Linked DNA regions of Homo sapiens: region 2 is linked to region 1. Evidence: chromatin loops called from intact Hi-C (ENCODE). Cell type or tissue: PC-3. All regions are shown on one strand. Links, peaks and the distances in the headings refer to the core of each region. The heading gives the core; the rest is flanking DNA.

What was found. Hi-C counts contacts between places; a loop is a spot of excess contacts. Peaks named below come from ENCODE experiments on the same cell type or tissue, not always from the same donor. Only the 100,000 strongest peaks of a DNase experiment are listed, where the experiment ranks them.
Region 2: it touches region 1 in a loop (26-fold over the local background); 3 of 110 quality-filtered maps call a loop at or near these places.

Annotation. Positions count from the first base shown.
Region 1 is chr6:17,416,260-17,419,174 of GRCh38, forward strand. All of the region lies in intron 1 of CAP2 (cyclase associated actin cytoskeleton regulatory protein 2), which reads left to right. Among named protein-coding and RNA genes, the nearest start is that of CAP2, 24 kb to the left of the region's middle. RefSeq lists a silencer at 1,559-1,853. In PC-3, for the core only: no CTCF peak of the experiment used is centred there; DNase peaks (open chromatin) are centred at 1,722 and 2,172; H3K4me3 peaks cover 1,415 bases; H3K27ac peaks cover 2,379 bases.
Region 2 is chr6:17,578,149-17,581,063 of GRCh38, forward strand. No RefSeq gene overlaps it. Among named protein-coding and RNA genes, the nearest start is that of FAM8A1, 21 kb to the right of the region's middle. In PC-3, for the core only: no CTCF peak of the experiment used is centred there; no DNase peak of the experiment used is centred there; H3K4me3 peaks cover 1,304 bases.

The DNA of each region.
Region 1 (2,915 bases), core at 312-2,811:
ATTTCCATTGACCAGATCTTCTAGATGACTGCTTGACATTTCAAATATAACTATTCCCACTGACAGCAAAATGAGATGGGATGACTTAATAGCTGCAGCGAACGTTCATTATGACCATGTTCCAGACTTTCTCTACCTTTATACTTAATGGCAACCCTGTGTATAGTATACCTCCTGGCTCAGATGCAAATAGTCATAACTGTGTTAACACTGGATATCGATCACAGAAAAACTGTGATATAACACTATTGGGAGGACAAGACAAAAGGCAATACGCATGCAGGTGGTAGTGAGGACTGGGCAAGCAAAAAGTAAACCCGTGTATTTTTGGTGGCAACTCAGTAGATAATGCCCCAAACTGAAGAAAACCAAATAATACACAGAGATAGAGTCATGTTATTTAGACATAAGGGGGAAGGGAGGGTGTGATTATCAAAGAAACAGTTAAAATTATTGAAAATGGTTAGCACTTATGACACAGAATGGAAGAGGGTAGAACTATTGATTCTTTAAATTATGTGCATGTCTAGCTTTGATAAAAATAAAAATTAGCCTGGATGCCATGGCTCATGCCTATAATCCCTTTATTTTGGGAAACTGAAATGGGAGAATTGCTTGAGCCCAAGAGTTCAAGACCAGCTTGGACAACATACAGAGACACTGTCCCTGCAAAAAATGAATTTAAAAAATTAACCAGATGTAGTGGCATGCACTGTAATCCTAGTTACTAGGGAGGATCTTTGGTGGGAGGCTCCCTTGAGACCAGGAGGTGGAGGCTGCAGTGAGCTGTGATTGTGCCACTGCACTCCAGCCTGAGAAACAGTGAGACTCTGTCTCAAAACAAAAAACAAACAACCTTGAAAAGTGAGGGGAAAATTCAGATAAGAAAAAAAAAAATGACCCAAAAGGAGGATGGGTGCACTTCTCATTATAATGAAACTCAAAAGAGAATACAAAAAAATTAATTCAAAACAAGGAATTAACATTAATCTCAAGTACAGTTTTTTAAAACTGATTTTTTTTTTTTTTTTTCTGAGACAGGGTCTCATTTTTTCACTCAGGCTGGAGTGCAGTGGGGTGAACACGGCTCACTGCAGCCTCGACCTCCCAGGCTCAAGAGATCCTCCTGCCTCAGTCCTCCAAATAGCTGGGATTGTAGGCGTGTGCCACCACACCCAGCTAATTTTTCCATTTTATGTAGAGATGGGTTTCGCTGTGTTGCCCAGGCTGGTCTAGAACTCTTGGGATCCAGCGATCCACCCGCCTCTGCCTCCCAAAGTGCTAGGATTACAGGCATGAGCCACTGGCCCCGGCTCCTAAAACAAATTGTGAAAAGGAGAAAGTTGTGCGATGTTATGTTCCTTCCTCTTTTTTCCCCACACACACTCACACTCTGGTCAGGTGTTTGTGTATATCCTTTGACCTTTCCTTGCCATCGGCTTCTACTTAAATAGGATGACTAGAGAAGATCTGGGGGGACAAGTTTGAGCTGTGTCATCTAACCCAGTCTCTTCATTCTCCAGCTGTGAATCTGGCTTCTCTTTGTTCTTCACTGGGTTCTTAGAATATCTTCTTTCCTGCCATCTTGCTGTATCCCCCTATTCTGCTGGCCTCCTGAAGCAAATTCCTTGGTCTATCCCCCTGGCTCTGACTCATTCCTTACCCTGACCTTGCTGTCTGTATTTGCTTTGACTACCCTATGAGTTTCCTCAACCTAATTCTTAATTCCTGGCTGCCACCTCCTTGTCAAAACTTGGCTAAATCCACTTTGGAATGCTAAGGCGGATGGGACTGCCTGGGAAGAATTTGGAGAATCTGCAGCTCTGCTCTTTCCTCATTCTTGAGAGCCAGGCTAGTGGCTGAGGGTATATCGGGAGACAGACAGGGAGAGAGACAGAGAGAGTTTGGAGAGAAGGCGGCATGATCATCCGATCATCTTGGGCCCCATCAGTCTCCTTGGGAATGCTAACATGTCTCCTGGTATAGTCTTTCTTTTATTTATTCTTCAGTTTATCTTAGAAACTGTTCTGAAAGTTTTAAACCCAGAGACATCTCTCCAACTTCCTTGCATGAGCTGTATTTTGACCGCCTTAGGGGCTGTGGCAGGATTTCAGTCTTGCTTGTGGTGATTTTACATGGAGTGACATCTGAGTCGCTTTTCGACTGCATTCCACACCAATCTGTCCAGCCCTGCAGTTTGTGGGCTGACTCCTGTTGTCTTTCAACATACGGAGCACTATGAGATAGTGCGAGTTTGGGTCTTGTCAGGGAGTCTGATTAAGCCACAGTCAGAGACGGCAGTCCTAAGTGTGAAATGTAACAGGCCTTCTCAAGACAGCTTCATCTGTGAGCTGCTGGAGGTGGCTGGTGCCATTCTGTTGGGAATAGAGGCTTGCTAACAAAGCAAACATTTTTTTTTTCTATCGCAGGCTAGGTCTATGGTGGTAACATTTGGCAAGTTGAGTAACAGGGAACATAGATAACTGTGAACAGATGGGCAACTATTAAAAGATTTGAGGGGCTTTCATCATTTCTCAAATGGCCTTCACCCACCTACAGGATACCCAGCTCCCTTGCAAGAGGATTACGTAAAGGATTCAATTACATTTCTCTTTCCTTTTTTTTTCCTTCAATTGCGATGGAAGCACAAGCTCTGACGTGAAGAGGAAAAGAATAGATGAGAAATTTCTAATTTTGAATCCCCTTAGGATTAGATGCTGATTTCAGCTGTGCAGAGAACACTGCCCCATATTTTGCAAGAGTAACTGCTGCCAGTTTCAGGAGAGATGACTTTCCAAAATAGACAGTAAACTCCGCCCTCCATAGCTGATGACCATCTGACATTCAGACAGAATTACAGAGCTATACAAGTTTTGATAAGTATAACCTTGCTTTTGAAAAATGGCAGTGGCACG
Region 2 (2,915 bases), core at 152-2,651, 160 kb after region 1:
ATAGCCACCCACATTCCCAGATTTCTCTCACACTCAAGAAGAGGGGATTATTACGTGGAATGTATACTAGCCACCAGGAATTTTAGAGACCATCTTAGAATGCTACCTGCCAGTGTTGAATTGTTTTTCATGAAAATATATTAGTTGTTAATATATTAAGTATATTAACCATTAAAAATGCAAAAAGATGGATTTTTAAAAATATATAAGTAGTGTGTTATCATATATATTTCTGTCTTTGACAGACTGACTAGGCAGAAAAAAATGGACTACAATACAAGAAATCAGAATTATATAATTAAGATTGATTTGAAAGATTATTGGAACTCTAAAAACAGAATATAGTTGTTTTTCCATTGTCTTATGGACTTAATCCTGTATTTGATAAAGTGAAAATCTTGGAGTCTGAAAAGTAAATATTACATGGGCCAGTCTCTGAGTGCAAGACAATAGAGCTAACAGAAGAAAAAATTAACCAAAGTTATGCAGGCATTGAAAAAGTTTACTCTTTTAAATAATTTTTGATTCAAAGAAGAGAGGTGGGTATTACAATAATAACTTAGTGACAAAGGATTATAGAATGATAAGCATTCCAGCCAAAAACTTAGGGAAAGGAAATGAAACATAATCAAGGAATATAGGAAAAATAAATTAATTATAATAAAGCAAACATTAAAGAATTAAAACATTCAAAGTTTATTTTTTATGTTTGAAAAAGCAGTGAAGAATGTGGAAAGATATGTACTGACTTAACAGTGAGTGGTAATCCTTTGAGGTGCAAACACAATTGTCTTTTTTTGTGGTTTAAATTTGTTATAATAAGCTTGGATTACTTTTATAATTATAAATAGATGATAGGTAGACAAACAAGGAATATTCTGGTTTTTAAAGATTAGCTAGAAAGTTCCAAGTATTATATAAACCATTTTTCCAATATCTTTTTTTTCTCTTTGTTGAGACAGGGTCTTGCTCTATTGTCCAGGCTGGGTTCAAGCGATTCTCCTGCCTCAGCCTCCCAATTAGCATGGATTACAGGCATCTGCCACTACACCTGCCTAATTTTTTGTATTTTTAGTAGACATGGGGCTTCACCATGTTGGCCAGGCTGCTCTCGAACTCCTGATGTCAGGTGATCCACCCACCTGGGCCTCCCAGTGCTGGGATTACAGGCGTGTGCCACCACACCCAGCCCATTTTTCCAATATCTTATGGAACATATTTAAAAATTCATCATGCAATAGTTCAAAATTAATGTCTCAAATTCCAAAATACAAATATTATATAGGCGTTGTCTCAAAACTCAAATAATAAAACTATAAAATTATAATTTAAAAATAACTGAAAAAATAAAAAGTTAATTGTTTTTGACAAGTATTTTGATTTTTTAATTTTTTTAGTGGTTATAAATGTCTTTAGGTTTTTGTCTTTAAGTCAATTTTGGCAATTTATCATTTTCCTAGGAAATAACCTATTTTCTCTGGGTTTTCAAATTTGTTGGAATGAACTTGAACGTCAACTTCATTTTATTTTGAAAAAATTGTTTCAGTATTTTCTTTTTCTTTCTTTTTTTTTTTGAGACGGAGTCTCACTCTGTCACCCAGGCTGGAGTGCAGTGGTGCGATCTCAGCTCACTGCAAGCTCCGCCTCCCGGGTTCACGCCATTCTCCTGCCTCAGCCTCCGGAGTAGCTGGGACTACAGGCGCCCGCCACCGCGTCGGGCTAATTTTCTGTATTTTTATTAGAGACGGGGTTTCAACGTGGTCTCCATCTCCTGACCTCGTGATCCGCCCGCCTCGGCCTCTCAAAGTGCTGGGATTACAGGCATGAGCCACCGCGCCCGCTGTTTCAGTATTTTCAATACAATTTCTCATTCTTAATGTCTATAGTTATAATTTTTTTCTTAATTAACATTACTAGACTTTCACACGCTATATATATGTGTGTATATATATGTGTATGTGTGTATATATATATATTTGTGTTTTTTTTTTGTTTTTTTTTTTAGACTTAGTCTGGCTCTGTCGCCCAGACTAGAGTGCAGTGGCGCGATCTCAGCTCACTGCAAGCTCCGCCTCCGGGGTGAATTCACGCCATTCGCCTGCCTCAGCCTCCAGACTAGCTGGGACTACAGGCGCCCGCCACTACGCCGGGCTAATTTTTTGTATTTTTAGTAGAGACGGGGTTTCACCGGGTTAGCCAGGATGGTCTCGATCTCCTGACCTCGTGATCCGCCCGCCTCCCGCCTCCCAAAGGGCTGGGATTACAGGCGTGAGCCACCGTGCCCAGCCTGTATGTGTATATATATATATATTTTTTTTCAAAGAATTAGCTTTTAGATTTATTGAGAAATTGTACTATTGCTTTCTCTGCCGCTCTTGGTGCTGCTTGTATGCTCATTCTGAGAGGTGGCAGCGTGCTGGCAGCCTCGCAGCCCTCGCTCTCTCTAGGCGCCGCCTCCTCGGCCTTGGCGCCCGCTCTCGCGGCGCTTCAGGAGCCCCTTCAGCCCGCCGCTGCACTGTGGGAGCCCTTTTCTGGGCTGGCCAAGACCGAAGCCGGCTCCCTCGGTTTGCGGAGAGGTGTGGAGGGAGAAGCGTGGAGGGAGAGGCGCGGCTGGGAAGCCGGGCTGCGCGCGGCGCTTGCGGGCCAGCGCGAGTTCCAGATAGGCGTGGGCTCGGCGGGCCCCGCCCGTCGCAGCTACTGGCCGGCCCCGCCGGCCTGGGCAGTGAGGGGCTTAGCACCTGGGCCAGCAGCTGCTGTGCTCGATTTCTCGCGGGGCTTTAGCTGCCTCCCTGACGATCGCCGCCCCCTGCTCCACGGCGCCCAGTCCCATAGACCGCCCAAGGGCTGAGGAGTGCGGGCGCACGGCTCCGGACAGGCAGGGAACTCCACTTGCGCCCCCGGTGCAGGATCCACTG